3 separate regions of the Mus musculus genome follow, and all the other regions are linked to region 1. A link is a loop called in an ENCODE intact Hi-C map of the cell type or tissue named here. Cell type or tissue: heart. All regions are shown on one strand. Each heading gives the region's core, and the rest is flanking DNA. Links, peaks and the distances in the headings are about the cores only. Region 1 holds the start of Tomm6 (translocase of outer mitochondrial membrane 6). Region 2 has its middle 8.5 kb from the start of Guca1a. Region 3 has its middle 28 kb from the start of Taf8.

Region 1 (5,289 bases), core at 1,417-3,916:
ATGCTTGGAGCTGCTGTAGACTGGAAGAGAGGTGATAAGGGAAGAGAAAGCCTAGCCCTCCCTTTTCCTCCTGTGTCCTTCCTCAGGCTGCTACATGCTCGAGCTTGGGCCCACCTTGCCTGGATATCAACCAAGTTTCAAACTGGCCTGGCTTTCGGACTCTCCTGCAGCAGCTTCCTCCACAGGACAGTGATGTGGGTCTCTCCTCTGATCCCCTTCTTCCCTCCCTCTCCCCCACATTGTTAATAAGTGGAAAGACTCTTGGTTTAGAATCCAGGGGGTATTGACTAGAAAGTCCAGCTCTGCCACTAGCTGGTGGAAGTCATTCCCCTTAGCTTGAGTCTAATAACAGGTATAGTTAATATCTGTTCTGTGTACCACAAAGCTTACTTAGCTCAAGAGCAAATGGGAAAATGAACATGAACGGCATTGAAAATCAAGAATGGAATGCACAAATGTAGAAATATGATCGTTTAGCATTTATTGAGGCCCCACCGTGTACAGCCTAAAGGCTTAGACTTCACTAGGGGAGCCAAGGCAGCTATGAAGCAGAGAGAACACACAGACCTGAAAGCGATGCTGAGATCTAGTTTCATGGGAACAGGAGCCAAGCTATCTGGTGACTGTTCAAAGTGCTAAGGGGCCCCTATGTGGTGGCCATTTCCATGGGCCCCAGAATGAACAGAACGAATTGCGTTCTCTTCCCTTTTTTGAGCACATGTGCTGTTCTCTCCCAAGGCTCTACTTCTTTCTGACCTGGTATCTAAGCCTTACAGAGCTTTCTGGTCCTCCTGGTGTTCTACCCTGAGGTCTGGGTGCATGGGAACCTGTTTCAGCAGGAACGCTACTGTCTGGCCCTAGGGGAGGAGGAACTGGCCCAACTTCGACTCTTCTGTGCCCAGCGGAAGCAGAAATCCCTGGGACAGGGGGTGGCCCGTCTACTGCCTCCTAAGCTTGAAGGATACACCTGTAAGAAGGTAGGGAGTCTGCCTCCCTCCTCCATCCCTGAGCCTTCCCCTTCCTCTATCCTTTGCTCTCTTGCTTCTGAAGAAGGGTCTTGGGGGACTTTGGTGGAGAAGTGGTTTCAGGAGCAGTGATTTGGTAAATGTTAAAATGGAAGCCAGGTTTGGGGGGGTTGGTGGCCTTTCTTGGGGAGAGGGGCCTGCAAGCACATATGAGAACAGTCAGATTGGGGGTTGTGGTAGAAGAGCCATGAAAGGAGCTAAGAAGAGAAGCGTCAGATTCTGATCAGCTCAGTGTCGTGCCCCCCCCCCCCCCCCACCTGGCAGTGCAAGAAGCTACTGGATCCAGGGGAGTATGGAGTGTTCGCGGCCAGGGCTGGTGAGCAGAGCTGCTGGCACAGACCCTGCTTTGCTTGCCAGGCCTGTGGCCAGGGCCTCATAAACCTCATCTACTTCTACCACGAGGGGCACCTGTACTGTGGCCGTCATCATGCGGAGCTCTTACGACCTCGATGTCCAGCTTGTGACCAGGTAGAGTACCAAGAGGAGGCACTAGGGGAGTTCCCAGGAACACACAGGGACAAGGAACAGGCTGCAGGCTCATCAGAACTAGGAACCAGCCAGGGCCACCCCATTCCCTTTTGTTCTCTTGAGGTATGGGCCTGTGGGACCTGACCTGTTGCCTTTATTTATCTCTCTCTCTCTCTTCCCCAGTTCGAGCAGAGGTCCTTAAATTAGTTTGGACTCAGAACGTTTCTGGATCCTTGAGCAGGTGTTTATCTCATCACTATGTCAGATGATCAATGCTGTGCTTGCCCAATTCTAGAAGGATCTTAACATCAACATGAAAGGCCGTATTGAATCTTGGGATAGGAGTTAGGGAAGCTCTGGGGTCCAACTTCGGACTGGGCCACCTGCTACGTGGACGTTCCGGCCCAAAGCCAATCACCCTCTCTGAATCCAAAAGTCACAAAGTACTTCAAATCAGAACGCCTGTGGGCATAGCGTTAATGGGTATAAGGCGTGGTTATTGGATGAATGAAAGAATGGGTGAGTGAATGAATGAATGAATGAATGAATCGGTTTCCTTTCCCTCACCCAGCTGATCTTCTCCCAGCGCTGCACTGAAGCAGAGGGACAGCGCTGGCACGAGAACCACTTCTGCTGCCAGGACTGCGCAGGGCCCCTGGATGGGGGACGTTATGCCCTGCCGGGGGGTAGCCCATGCTGCCCCAGCTGCTTCTCAAAACGCTACAGAAGTGCGGGCTCTAGCTCAGTAGGAGTAGCGGAAGGACAAGCGTCTTTTGGTAAAGGAGGGGACGGTGCAGATCTTAAGGGGAGGGAGCGGCGGCTTGGGCTGAGCATAGAAGGGGGTAATTTCCCAGATCAGAACCCTTCGCCCCATGCCTACGCTGTCCTACCCGCTCCAGCAACACCCAGTCCTCCCACCGCAACCCCCAGACGCGAGCATTGGGGCCCGCAGCTCTCACCGCGCGTCCCTGGCCTGCGAGCTCCAAAGGCCTCTTGAACCCACCCGGCGGGGCTGCGGCGCCGGACTCGCTCCCAGGCGGGGGAGGCGGTCGCCCACTGGTGGACGGAGGCGGGGGGGCCCCTGGGGTAGACTGGCGGCAGCGGTGGCGCGCACGGCACAGCCTGGGGCGGGGCGGGAGGCTGCACGCAACCCTGGCCCGCCTCTTGCACAAGGACTTGGGGGCTCTGAGATGGGCATTTCTGATGGGTTTGGAACAGAGGAAGAAGGACCCGATCCAAGCGTCGGCTGGAACCGTGCCTCCTCGGATGACAAGATCACCTCCCGAGCTGCGCTTCTCTCTGCAGTTCCCACTCTCACCCTGGAAACCCTGAATGGGGCATCCAAACGGCAGGATAGAGACGGCCCACAGACACCCGGGAGTCCCATAGAGGACAGCCCCTGCCCCACCTGCTCCTCTTCCTCTGAGTCGGAACCCGAAGGCTTTTTCTTTGGCCAGCGCCTTCCAGAGCCCTGGAAGACCCCCGAAAACCTGCAAGCAGATGACAGAGACATCTCCAGGAAGCACTGCACCATTTGTTAGTGGCGCGGCCTGGAGATCAGGGTGGTGGGATTGGGGTGGGGTGGGGTGGGGGGACTTATGTAGCGAGATAACAAGGCTGTGCTGTGTAAAGACCGGACACAGAAGGCAGCCAGGCACGCGGGATAATCCCATTGGTACTGCACGCTCTCTGACCTGAAAGACACTTTCTTGGGAGCATCCCACTGCCCAGCGCCTACAGGGTGAGCTAACCCCTATCCGCAGAGGCTGGGCTAGCCTCACCGTCATCACCTTGCTTAAACTAACTGGGTTGTAGAGCAGCACTGGGAACCGACCCCCGTCCCTGGGAGGCGGGGCCGCGGGGCTCCGCCTCCGATCAGGCGTCCTGGCTCTACGAACTCCTGGAGGAGGTGGGGGCGGGCCTTCTCGCTCATTTCTTACGCTGATCGGCGGAAGTGCGGAGATCGGAAGTTGCGCAATCGGCTTGCGACGACCCGGTGCGACGCTCGGTTGGTACGTGCTTAGTGCTGGTATGGCTTCCAGCGGAGTGACGGTGAGCGCCGCCGGGTCGGCCAGCGAGGCCTCAGAGGTTCCAGACAACGTGGGAGACTGGCTCCGCGGTGTCTTCCGCTTCGCCACCGATCGAAACGACTTCCGGAGGTAACCAAGCCCGGGCCGTCTCTGGTCCTCATAAACTTAAACTTGTATTTCCTTACCTGGTGAGTCTGGCATGCATCCCCAGAGGTTTTATCGCTTTGAGAACCTTGTGGTCTCGTGGTGGCAAAAGACACCCTGTCACGTGGCTTTCAAGGAATGACGCTCCGGGCTACAGCGATAGTTCAGACGCCAAGCCTGAGGATTTGGGATCCATGGGACCCGCCGATCCATGAGACCCGCAGGGTACAAGAAGAGACCAACCCCTGCGGGTTGTACTGACCTCCACACGTGCGCTGTGTCGCGTGCACGCGCACGCACATACACAAATTAAAGAACGTCATATTTTTAAAGAAATCGCCCTAACCTAGAAGGCAGGGAAGGGGTGCCAACGCATAAGCAAATTTTAGCCCCCGCAGAGTACTAAGTTGGCCTTGGCTTGTGTTAGTAGATGCGAACGTAAAATTCTCATGTGCATATTAGGAGGACATACCCCTGTATCAGGTGTCAGTCAGCACCTCCAGAAGGTGGTGCTGAGAGGAAACTTGCCATAGTATGTCATTAGCTGCATGAGACTCTCGGACTGTAGGGTTAATGAAATGTATTCTTGACCCAGGAACTTGATCCTCAATTTGGGACTCTTTGCTGCGGGAGTCTGGCTGGCCAGGAACTTGAGTGACATTGATTTGATGGCCCCTCAGCCAGGGGTGTAGCCAGGTAAGACTTCACTTTCCCCTGCCTATTTCAGGAATCCTAAAAGATGAAGACAGCAGTATGTTCTGTCAGCTAGTCACAGAAGTAGGGAAGATTCTTGGGGTAAAGCCTTGCCCTTGTGTTTCTAGGTGAGAGCAGTTCTCCTGTGTTTCCCCGTTTCTGATGCTGTTATCTGCTTACAGAGAATGGAACTCCTGTGTATTCAGACTTTCCAAAGACAGCCTACTGTCTGTGACCACAAGATCCTACCTGAGTGGCAGCTGAAGTTGACTCCCTCTCCTTGCCTGAACCCCCCCCCACTGCCCCCCCATCCCCCAGTGTCGGCTGAGATGTTGCCTCTGCACGGTTCTGTGTGCAGTTCCCAACTTTCTGCAGAAGATGGTCCTTGCCCTTGTCCTGAAGAGTAGTAATGGTTCTTGAAAAAGATTTCAAATAAAGCCTGCACATAAAAGACAGGTATTTTATTCTTTTAATAAGAAACTTATTACAAAAACAAGGTGTAAAAAGTCCGCTTACAAAAATCAAATAAACATGACTTGTATTTCACACTCAAGAGACAGGCATGAGCCCCAAACATGATCTGCAGTGGAGATGAAATGGGAATGGGACCACCCACTTCCCAGGGATGCACACGTGCCGCAAAGCTGATTCTTGAGCAGTTCCTACTGCTGAGTCTTCCTGTAGGAAGAAGGTGGTGGTTGTCGTTTTAGTTTGCCAGGTGGGTTCTCCAGGGACCAGGGAGGCATTGTTGGGATAGAGTGAGACCTGGTGGCAGGAGTGGACAGTGATGTGTGGGTGGAGACAAACGTGTCAGGGAGCACAAGGAAGCAGCTTCCTTCACAAACAAAGGTGCTCCCTACCCTGAAATTCACACTGGTGCTGCTGTCTGGTGTTCTTCCAGGCACGCAGAAACCAGCACAGAAAGACTC
Region 2 (5,289 bases), core at 1,610-4,109, 280 kb after region 1:
ACATGTAAGATTTTGTTTACAACATGGTAAGGGTTTTGACCTCAAACACTTATCAGGTCTGCCACTCATACATTTATAGCTCGACTACATATGAACCTTTAAGACGCCTCTTCTTTTAAGTTTTGGGTCCATTGCAGGTTTTCCTTCCTAGGCCACACAGGGTATTGCAAGGATCTTTCATTTTATGGCCAGGATCTCCTCGAATATATGGGGATACCAACTTGTACAGACTAACAAGACCTCTTCTCCCATCCGAGGTTCCATTTCTTTTAGAAATGAGTTAGGCTGTCCCAACAAACTCACCAGGCAGGTTACAATAGATAGTGTAGCACATAAAATTTAAATTTTGCACAAAATACATCTCTCCTCCTTTGGTCTCACACAGAAATTAAAGTCCCCCAATAGAAACAATACTATCCTCCGACCCTTCTCCCAGGTCATCAGTCCTAGCCATGTAAGGCCCATCCACTGTCCCAGATGAAGTCTGGTCTCTTCTGCCATTGCTGCATGGAGTCTTCGAGAATTAACACAGCTCCTTCAGAACTTTCAGAGGCGGTGAGCTTCAACTCCGAGTCTCAAGTGTCACAGAGATCCAAAGTTCAGGGAGCTATCAGGTCACCCAAGAAAGAGCAAAGCACCTCAAAATTTAGGAACAACAACCAAAGGCCAGGAATGAACGTTATTCAACTGCCACAGGGCTTACAATCTAGGCCCTAATTCCCGTATGTGAGCGCATTTTCCAAATCAAAGTTATTTCCCCCAAACAAACAAAAAAAAGGAACCACTGAATAATCAAAAACTCATATCGAGGTCGCCAACCGCAGACCATAGCAGAAACGTAGTGTCAGTGAGAAACAGAGGGAAGACAGAGGGGAAAAGAAAAGAAAAAAAAAAAAGAAGGAGAAAAAAAAAAGGAAAACAAAAGGCTCTCTGGTTTCAGCTTCTCCAGGGTGTCATGTCAGCCAATCGCCATTACTCAACCAGAATCCATTGGCTGGAAACCGCGGCCGGCTCCTCACGAAGACTCGCTCTTCTCTATCCGCCGCACGAGCTGCACCAGCATCTCGGCCATCTTCGCCATCTCCTGCGCCTTCTCGTCGGCCTTCTCCGCCCGGGGGCCGCGGGGCTCGGCGCCGCCCGCGCCCTGCAGGTGGTTGAGGGCGCTCTCCTCGGAGGCCTCGACCTGCGTCTTGATCTGGATCAGCATATTGTCCATCTCCCACAGCTTGCCCCGGTTGCGCGCCGGCCCGCGCCCGCGCTCGCGCGTCAGCGACGCGATGTCCTCGCGCATCTCGTGGATGACGGGCAGCAGAAACTGCTCGAAGCCCTCCTCGTGCTCCAGCACCTCCACCTCCTCGGGCTCCGCCAGCTCCACCGCGTCCAGGGGCCGCATCGCCGCTGCTCTGCTCGTCTGCACGACCCTCACGGACCGAGCTCGGGCCGAGTCCTCAAAACTTCCGCCGCCGGTCCAACTTTCCGCCTCGGAGAAGCCACGGAGACGAGCGACTCTGGGTTGTTCTTTTACCAATTCTGTGATTTCAGTGACTACGGAATCAGCCATCATGAGATCACTTATACCACGGAATAACAAGCTCCTATATGTGGGTTCTCATGCAACAAGCTGGCCATGCTTGTCAGCAGCGCACCTGGGTGCATCAGGGCTGCTCTCCTTTGTGAGTCACAATTCTGCCCTGAATTCCAGCAGCTGCTGTTGGATGGAACATAGCTGCACACAGGAGTCGAGGCTGGTGTAGGGAGAGATAGGACACTTTCTCTGAAAAGATCGTTATGGAGAGAAGACAGAAAGGACCCCAGAGAGGGGCTGTTCTAACCCGTGCTGCCAGCTGTTTGTGATGGGCACTCCTTCAGCCTGCCAACCCTGGCTGAAACCAAGCCACCTGCAGCTCTTCTGCCCACCAGTCAGGGTTCAAGGAACCTGTGTGGGAAGGAGTGGGGTGGCCATTTAACCACGGCTCATTCTATCAATTTGTCCATTGTACCCTACTTTCAGAGGGTTCTCCCATCCTCTGTGCCAAACCCCTACCCCTAACCCCCAGACTGGGGCCTCTTTGTCAGTCCAGCAGCATAGCTTTCAACCGGGTCACAGGGAACAGAGGCTAGGATGCCTATTCGCTAGCTGTACAGAGCGTATCTGGTGTTGTACACCTTTAATCCCAGCACTCAGGAGGCAGAGGCAAGGCAGGTCAATATCTATGAGATCAGGGCAGCCTGGTCTATATATCAAGTTCCAGGTTGACCAGGGATACACAGCAAGACCCTGTTTCACACACACGCAGAAACCACCAAACACACACACATATGCACACACCCCCAAACACACCCACACGCACCCCACCCCCACCCCATTTGTGCAGCTCATTTTCTTTTGCATGAGCTTTTGACCAATCCTATTTTATGACCCCCACATCTTGCATCTCAGCCTTGGCTCCAGGCGTCCTGGTACGCTCCCTTTTTGAGACCCAAGCCTCTGTGGCTAGGTTAGATCTGTGTTTGTACCCCTCTTCCCTTCCTTGAGAACACGGAGGTTTCAATGTTCTCCACTCTAATCAATCACCATCCTTGCCAGCTCCCTTTTCCAACCTGACCTTTTGAGGCAGGGGTTTTTATCTTGTAGCCCAGGCTAGCCTGGATCTTGCTGTGGCCCCGGACAGGACTGGAACTTGCCATCTTCCTACCTCAGCCTCTCCTGGGTTCTGGGATTACAGGCATACACCACTGTGTACATCTTGTCTGTCGTCTGCCTCAATCTCTTGGGACTTGTACTTAATAATCATTTATTGCCATTTTGATGGAGTTTGGAGAAGCATCACAGATGAGTGCTGTGTTCAGGCTGTGTATAATAAGGGGTCTTAATCCTTTATTCAATAAATTAATCTTACTACAACAGTGAGAACTGGGTCTTCCTTTGAGAGACAGAGAAACCGCCAGAATCATCTGCGCCCTTCCAGACCATTCGATCCATACTGAGGGTGCAGGGTTGGGTTTTCAGCAGGAGTTTAACTCTATAAGCCAGAGCCTCTGCGCCCCCTAGAGTTTCACCTCAGAAGTACAGCCTCCAGCGCTCCTCAGCCCCGTGCTCTGACCAGGATGGAGTGGAGTGGAGTGTCTTAATCCCAGCATTAACAGTTCGCTCAGGATTCTGTTATGTACTTAGGAGTCAGAGTGATCTCACCGTACCCCAACTTCTGCCATCCTTCTCCTGACCCACCCATGCTTCTTGGTCCATTTTATTCAGCTATAAAACTATCCACAGCAGCATGACGCTCGCCTATCCTCGCCATGCCTTTCTGTGACTACACATGCACCTCGGACTTCCCTGTTTTTATCCTCGTGCGTGCCTATCGAGAGCTTGCCTAGTTTCAATTCCCAGTTAAACAAATCAAGATGTTACTCTCAAAAAATATTACTCAAGGGGGCTGGACAAAGGCTCAGTGGTTGAGTGCCCTGACTGCTTTTCCAGAGGACCCCAATTGGTTCCCAGTACCCTAAGCTAGAACAATGTATAACTTCAGTTCTGGAGGATCCCACGCCCCCTTCTGGTTTCTATGGGAACAGCACACACACACACAGTGCACAGACATGCATGCAGGCTGTCTTAAAAGGACAGCCTAATAAGGACATAGCAACTCTTATAAGGACAACACTTAATTGGGCCTGGCTAACAGGTTTAGAGGTTCAGTCCAGTATCATCAAGGAGGAAACATGGCAGCCTCAATGGCAGCACAATCAGGAATGGTACAGGAGGAGCTGAGAGTTCTACATCTTCATCTCAAGGCTGCTAGTGGAAGACTGGCTTCCAGAAAGCTAGGACAAAGCCCACGCCCACAGTGACACACCCACTCCAATAGGCCACACCTACTCCAACAGGGCCGAACCCTCTAATAGTGTCATTCCCTGGGCTAAGAATATATAAACCATCACATTCCATTCCCTGGCCCCCATAAGCTTGTTCAAACACATGAGTCTATGTGGGGTCATATCTACCCATAGCATAATAAAAAATTACATTTAGCCCAACTTCCAAAGTTCCCATAGTTTATAGCAGCACCAACAATGTTAAAAGTCTAAAATTCAAAGTCTCTTCTGAGATCCATTCAATCTCTTAACTGTAATCCCTGAATCAAGACAGGAAACCCTGGGCAAACTCCAAACTCTGCATCTCCATGTCTGATATCAAAGAAGTCTTCAGATCTCCAACTGCTTTCTCATCTTTGTTGACTGCAACAAACTTCTTTTCCTGGTTTGCTGGTTCCACTCCCTGTTAGCAGCTTTCCTCAGCAGATAGCCCACAGATCTGGCATGTCAAACATCTTCGGGGCCTCCAAGGCAACTTCAACATTCCAGCTTCTTGTTCCAGTGTCTGGGATCCACACATGATCTTCTGGGCTCCTCTAAAGGACTTGTGTCACTTTTCCAGCTCTGCTCTCTGTAGCTCTCTAAGCTCAGGTTAATCCACTCTATTGTTGCTGCTGTTCTTGGTGATCATCTCATGGTACTGGCATCTCCAATGAGATGATGCTGGGGTCTTCTGCTGCAACTAGACTTCGCGAATAGCCTCTCATGGTGCCAAGCCTTAACTTCTTTGCATGAACCCCTCAGTCCAGGGCCATCAATTGCAACTGAGGCTGTACCATCACCAATGGCTTTCCAAGGTCTCTCACAGTGCCAAGCCTCAGCTGCTCTTCAAGACCCCTTCATTGCCTTCAAAACCAGTACCACCTGGGTGACTTTTACACATTACCAAGTCCAGCTGCAGCACAAGGTACAACCTTGACTATCTCTGGAACATAGCTTCTTTGTGCTTTCAGAAAACATTCCCTTGCATAAATTGTCTAGTCGTCCCTTTTGGTTTTGACTCTAAAGCCAGAGCCACATGGCTGAAGTTGCTGAGGTTTGCTGCTTGCTGAAACTTGCCCCCCTGCCTTATTTTATTACCAACTTTCTGTTTTCCAACTCCCACACTACCTAAGATTTGCTGTCCTGGGACTGGCTCTGTAGATTGACCTTGAACTCAGAGATCTGCATGGCTGTCTCCTGTAATGCTGGGATTAGAGGCATGTACCACCAATGCCTGGATTTAAGCTTTTCTTCACCTAGAACCTGCTTTGTCCTAGGCTGGCCTTGAACTCAGAGATCTGTTTGGCTTGTCTTCTAGGATGAAAGGTGTGTACCACTATGCCTGGATCTAAATTTAGCTGGGTAGGATCTTGTCCCCAAATCCCTTACTCTGTTGTCTCTAGAACAGAGGATTCAGTCCCATTTCCCTTC
Region 3 (5,289 bases), core at 1,334-3,833, 210 kb after region 1:
TTTGAAGCTAGACCAAATAACTGAGAAAATAACTTTTGGGTTAAAGGCTCCGAGGCAGGAGCAGGCTTAGCTAGACGGGACTCTCAGTTCAGCTAGGAAGTTGATAGATGTGAGATGATGTCAGCTGGCCACGTAAAAATAAATGACCAAGTTGCCAGCTGGTGTTCAGGGTGGAGCCGTGGGAGTCATTGAGGTAAGGGTGGGAGTTGGGGTCACCTCTACTCTCCAGGCCTAACCTTGTGAGCGTCCAACGAGAGAAACCAGCTAGCTGACTTGAAGGGCCGACAGGCTGAGACTCTCCACTATGATCTTAAGCCATGCTCAGGCAAAGAGCATATTTCTCTCAGTGTGGTGACCCAGCCTTTCCAGTCCCCACTCACTCTCTCAGACATGTGTGCATCATGGTAATGGGGATCACTGACATGTGATGTCATCATACATGTGACATGTATGGTGTTCTGCCTGACAAGACTTGGGTGTGCTAGGGTCCCCCAGACACCTCCAGCCATACTGTATCAACGTGGGAGGTTTACTGCGGAAGCCAAGTGGGGTGATAAATTCCTTTAGTCCCAGTACTCTGGAAGCTAAAGTTGCCTATAGTGCAAGACCCAAGCATGAGGAAGGTAGGTCAGGGGATCTCTGTGGGTTTAGTAACACCCCGTCTTGGAACAGTTTGCCTGGGCTGTATGGTTCCCAGCATCCACTTGATGGCTCAAAATCATCCTGAGTTCACCATCCAGGAGGCCAGACGCCCTCTTCTGGTCAGCTCAGGCACTGCATGCACATAGTCCACATACATACAAGCAGGCAAAACACTCAGGCACATAAAATAAATCTTTTTTTAAAAAAAGTAGCTGAAGATAAAATCTGGTTAGTAGCATTCTTCTTTAGCATGAACAAGGGCCCAGGTCCACTCCCCAGCATTGCATAAACCAGGTGTCTAATTCAGATCTTGGAAGGTGGAGGCAGAAATTCAGGGTTATCCTCAGCTACTGTCGTTCTAGGCTAGCCTGCGTTAGCAGGTTTGGTGGCAAGCACCTTTACCCACTGAGCCATTTCTCCAGTCCCAAGTGTAGGGTGTCTCGTCCTCAATGCTGCTGACGTTTGTAGCTGAGTTCTGGGGAATGGCCCTGTGCATCTTGACCTACTTAGTACCCCTGGCCTCTGCGTAGTGAACGCTGGTAATCTTTTCCTCCCAGTGTCAGCAAAACCATGTCTCCAGACATTGCCACTGCCCTATTGGGGACCAAGGTCAACCCCAACACAAGGAGCACTGAACTTAAGTCTAACCCCAGGGCTGTCCAGGTGCCAACAAGAAACTGCTGGAAACAAAGTCCAAGTAGCAGAGACCTCCTCTAAGCTAGAACATGCCTTCCTCCAAGCTAGAACATGCCTTCCTTCCCAGAATGGTTTAAATTCCCTGAGTGTTCCAGGAGAAGAGGATTTCAAAGCCTTCAAAGCTCTGTATGGTTTCTTTTTTTCTTTTTAAGATTGATTTATTTATTATTTATTTATTTATTTATTTATTTATTATATGTGTGTGCACTGTAGCTATCTTCAGACACTCCAGAAGAGGGCCTCAGACGGTTGTGAGCCACCATGTGGTTGCTGGGATTTGAACTCAGGACCTTTGGAAGAGCAGTCGGTGCTCTTACCCACCAAGCCATCTCTCCAGCCCTCTGTATGGTTTCTTTTTTTTTTTTTTTAAGATTTATTTATTTATTATGTGAGTACACTGTAGCTGTCTTCAGACACTCCAGAAGAGGGCATCAGGTTTCGTTATGGATGGTTGTGAGCCATGTGGTTGCTGGGATTTGAACTCGGGACCTTTGGAAGAGCAGTCTGCGCTCTTAACCACTGAGCCATCTCGCCAGCCCCCTCTCTGTATGGTTTCTTATTTTTACTTATTTACTTACCTTTCAGATAGAGTCTCACTCTATAGCCTGGGACTCTTGCTGTGTATACAAGGCTGGTAAAATTTTTGCATGTGTGTGTGTTGTAAGAGACCTTGGGACAGGCTTATGTGTAAGGGAGCCCTGTGGAAGTGCCCTAGGACTGTACAGGGAAGGAGAGAAGGAGAGCAGAGAGAGGCTGCCTATGTTTGCAGTGACCGGGTCCTGAGCTGCCATGATCCTCCGGGACTGAGAAAAAGGACTGGTCAACAGTGGGGGGCGTGGCCTTGGGTGGGACAGCACTCTCAAGGGAGAGACTCCAGTGAGATCAGCAGGGGCACTTCTGGCCTCTGGAGGTGCAAGGGCTTCAGGCAAGGAGTGTAGCTCAGTGAGACAGCACTTGCCTGCACCAAGCAAGTACGGCCCCAGCATCCACCCCCAGTACCACAAAGTGTGTCTTTGGTGCATGGACATGGTGACAGTCCATATGGAGTCCACCATGTGAACTGACACCTATGGGATTGAAAACATTGTGGATACCAGGTAATTACTCTCCGGCTTCCCCTTTCCCTCTTCTGTCTTTCTTGGAACAAGAATCTAGACAGGTGCAGGCACACCTACACACACCACACTGCCTTGGAGGCAGAGGGCAGATCGGGAGGTGGTTCCTGCCTCCTTCCAGCTGTGTGGCCTGGGACAGGTCACTTGCACTGCGTGGGGACTGTAGTTTCTTCACAGGGAGCCGAATGTGATTATCTGCTGAGAGAACTGAGCAGACAGTTCTCAGATGTGTACCTGCCATACTTGGGAACTGGTTAGAAATAAGCCTCTGGAGTTTATCTTCACAAGAACTCCAGTGCATCCCATACCTAGGAGAAGCCAGGTCAACCAACAACTCTTGGATGTAAATCTGAACTCAGAACTTAATCTGTGCTGGGGGCAGTGCCGGCAGCGGTGAGCACAGCGCCACCTGCTGACGGATTTGGGCATGCTCGCAGGGCGCAGCTAGGACAGCAGAGCAAATGCATGGGGCTGCATTCATTTTCCTTCGTCCAACCGGGGAATCAGGTGAAAGTGAAGAGCAGGTAAAGAGCAGCAGTAAATGCCTGAGAGATGTCACCAAAGTACAACAGCCCAGTGCCTAGGTCAGGCCACTTAGGACAAAGGGCACATACCTTTGTCAAGTGTTTGAATGGGACAAGCATGCAAATAAATGGTGACCCTCCTTCCCCAGCACAGCTCCAGTCCCCAAATTACCAAGAGTCCCTGTCCCACAGGACCAACCTTCCTGCTTAAAAGGCAACTGAAGAGGTCCCAAAGCAATTCCGCAGCGCCTGGCGGCCCAGGGCCTTTGGAAGGAGGTACAGGAGGAGGCCCTGGTCTCAACACATCCAGGCCAGCTGACTAATGGTGGGAAGCCGGCCCCACCCTTGAGCTGTAGAGATGAAAGGGGCCACAGTTTCAGAGGGTAGGCAGGTGGGGTTAGCAGGTCAGGACAGGCTTGCTTGGCAGCTCAGCCCTCACCCCTTGGCTCCAAAAATTACCTGTCCTACTGGGTTTAATACCCAGTACTACAAAAATAAAACCAATCAATAAATCAATAAAACAGATGTGGGCATTTGGCATCCAGCATCGGGAGGTTAAGACAGGTCGATTGGGAGTTCAAGGCTGTCCTCTGCTTCATAACAAGTTCATGCCCAGCATGGGTTATAAGAAACTCTGTCTGAAGGGGGAGGGGGGAGCAGATGTGGGGCCATCTTTTCTGCTGAGGGAAGCCAGACCCTGGGCTCCAAACACAACCATCCTTGGGACATATCCTTGCTGCTCTAAGCCAGGCTGGCTCACCAGGGCTAGGTTCACACAGTATGGCTTCTGAAACTAAGGTGTGGCCAACCAGACCCTGGCGCACTATCACCAACCTCAGCTCTCCACTTATTGGCAGTAGAGCCGCTTTTTCCCGTTTTCCTCCCCGATCCCACCGTGCTGGCTGAATGGAAGGAATGTGGGTGGGTGGGAGCCCTTAGGAAAGGCTGAGCCAGAGGGAATGGTCACAGCTAGAAGACAGGCAGCTGTGAGGAAACAGGAGGGCGAGGGTGTGAGTCAGGTCAGCTATTTGGAGCAACTTGATTCCTGCGTTGGAGGCTTGATTTCCTCACCGCTGCAATGCAAACGGGAGACTTAACACCCCAGTAAATGTTAGAGGACCGTCCTAAGCAACCAGAGAGTGAGCAAACTTTCCCAACGGTCAGGGTTATGTAAGTGTCGGGAGGTTTCAGCCTGAAGGATGTGGATGAAGGATGTGTGGAGGGCCAGGATAACGTGTAAAAATGGTTATCTTTGTGATGGGAAGCTCTCGAGGACTCAGGCAAGGACCCAGCAAAGAGTCAGACACACACAGCTGAAGTTCAGACCTGTCATTTTCAGACCAGCTAGTGGAAATGCAAGCACACAGCTCGTTAGGAGGGGTGGGGGTAGGGGGGATAGCTCATCCGTAGAGCACATGCCTAGCATGCAGGAGGCCCTGGGTTCAACTCTCAGTACTACAGTTAAAAGGAATAAATAGAACTGTAGAGCTGGGCATGGTGGTGTCCAGCACTCTTGAAGGTTCAGGCAGGAGGATTGGAGAGTTCAAGGCCAGTCTTGATACATAGCAATTTGTAGTCAGTCTGGGCTACAAGAGGCGGGGTGGGGTGGGGGTGGGGAATAGAGCAGCAACTGTGGGGTCCTTATCCTGGGTTAACCCCCATGACCCCGCTACTGCACCTCCAGGGCTCTCTGCCTCTCAGTTGCTGGGATCAAAGGTGTATTTTGTATTTTAATTTATTTTGTGCCTGTGAGTAGGGAAAACATGTAGAAACCAGAGGACAACCTGGAGTCAGTTCTCACCTCCCTCCATGCAGATCCCCGGGTCTGAACTCAGGCTGCCAGACCATCAAGCCTGCTTTACCCCTGGGCCATTTCATTGACGTTTAAAATAATAATAATCATAATAATATTTAACATTTCTGCGTGCTCCTCTTTTAAAAAAAAAAAAAAGACAGCCCTGCCGGGCGTGGTAATCCCAGCACTCGGGAGGCAGAGGCAGGCAGATTTCTGAGTTTGAGGCCAGCCTGGTCTACAAAGTGAGTTCCAGGACAGCCAGGGCTATACAGAGAAATCCTGCCTGGGGGGGGGGGGACGGACAGTCCTGTATGTCTTGAAATTTGCTATGTAGACCAGGCTGGCCTTGAACTCACAGAGATCCACCTTCCTCTTCCTCCAAGTGCTGGGATTAAAGGTGTACACTGCCACGCCTGGCTTGTGTGTACCCCTTTTTATCTGTGTGCGTGTGCACATGCATGTGGGGGGGGGGAGGGAGGGGGTGAGAGAGAGAGAGAGAGAGAGAGAGAGAGAGAGC

Evidence for each region. A loop is a pair of places that touch in the nucleus more often than their neighbours do. Peaks named below come from ENCODE experiments on the same cell type or tissue, not always from the same donor. Only the 100,000 strongest peaks of a DNase experiment are listed, where the experiment ranks them.
Region 2: a loop joins it to region 1, with 2.1 times the contacts of the local background. A loop is called at or near these places in 4 of 42 quality-filtered maps.
Region 3: a loop joins it to region 1, with 2.6 times the contacts of the local background. A loop is called at or near these places in 7 of 42 quality-filtered maps.

The regions. Positions count from the first base shown.
Region 1 is chr17:47,686,262-47,691,550 of GRCm38, reverse strand. Tomm6 (translocase of outer mitochondrial membrane 6) reads left to right here and starts at 3,165. Exons shown (of 3, transcript NM_025365.3): 1 at 3,165-3,652; 2 at 4,263-4,363; 3 at 4,543-4,906. The coding sequence starts at 3,525. The coding sequence ends at 4,359. Prickle4 (prickle planar cell polarity protein 4) reads left to right here. Exons shown (of 7, transcript NM_001290337.1): 3 at 87-194; 4 at 840-977; 5 at 1,290-1,493; 6 at 2,065-2,269; 7 at 2,712-3,077. The coding sequence ends at 3,034. It overlaps Tomm6os (translocase of outer mitochondrial membrane 6, opposite strand), which reads right to left and starts at 3,941. Exons shown (of 3, transcript NR_045945.1): 1 at 3,434-3,941; 2 at 2,902-2,983; 3 at 459-2,821. It overlaps Gm20517 (predicted gene 20517), which reads right to left. Exons shown (of 9, transcript NR_157366.1): 9 at 4,812-5,289. It also overlaps Usp49 and a transcript of Frs3 not described here. In heart, for the core only: a CTCF peak has its summit at 2,541 (motif pointing left); DNase peaks (open chromatin) are centred at 1,890, 2,560 and 3,330; H3K4me3 peaks cover 2,148 bases; H3K27ac peaks cover 1,889 bases; H3K27me3 peaks cover 553 bases.
Region 2 is chr17:47,406,467-47,411,755 of GRCm38, reverse strand. It overlaps a transcript of Guca1a not described here and the pseudogene Gm5814. Among named protein-coding and RNA genes, the nearest start is that of Guca1a, 8.5 kb to the right of the region's middle. In heart, for the core only: a CTCF peak has its summit at 3,054; a DNase peak (open chromatin) is centred at 3,065; H3K4me3 peaks cover 306 bases; H3K27me3 peaks cover 2,500 bases.
Region 3 is chr17:47,471,357-47,476,645 of GRCm38, reverse strand. No RefSeq gene overlaps it. Among named protein-coding and RNA genes, the nearest start is that of Taf8, 28 kb to the left of the region's middle. In heart, for the core only: a CTCF peak has its summit at 2,869 (motif pointing left); a DNase peak (open chromatin) is centred at 2,866; H3K27ac peaks cover 53 bases.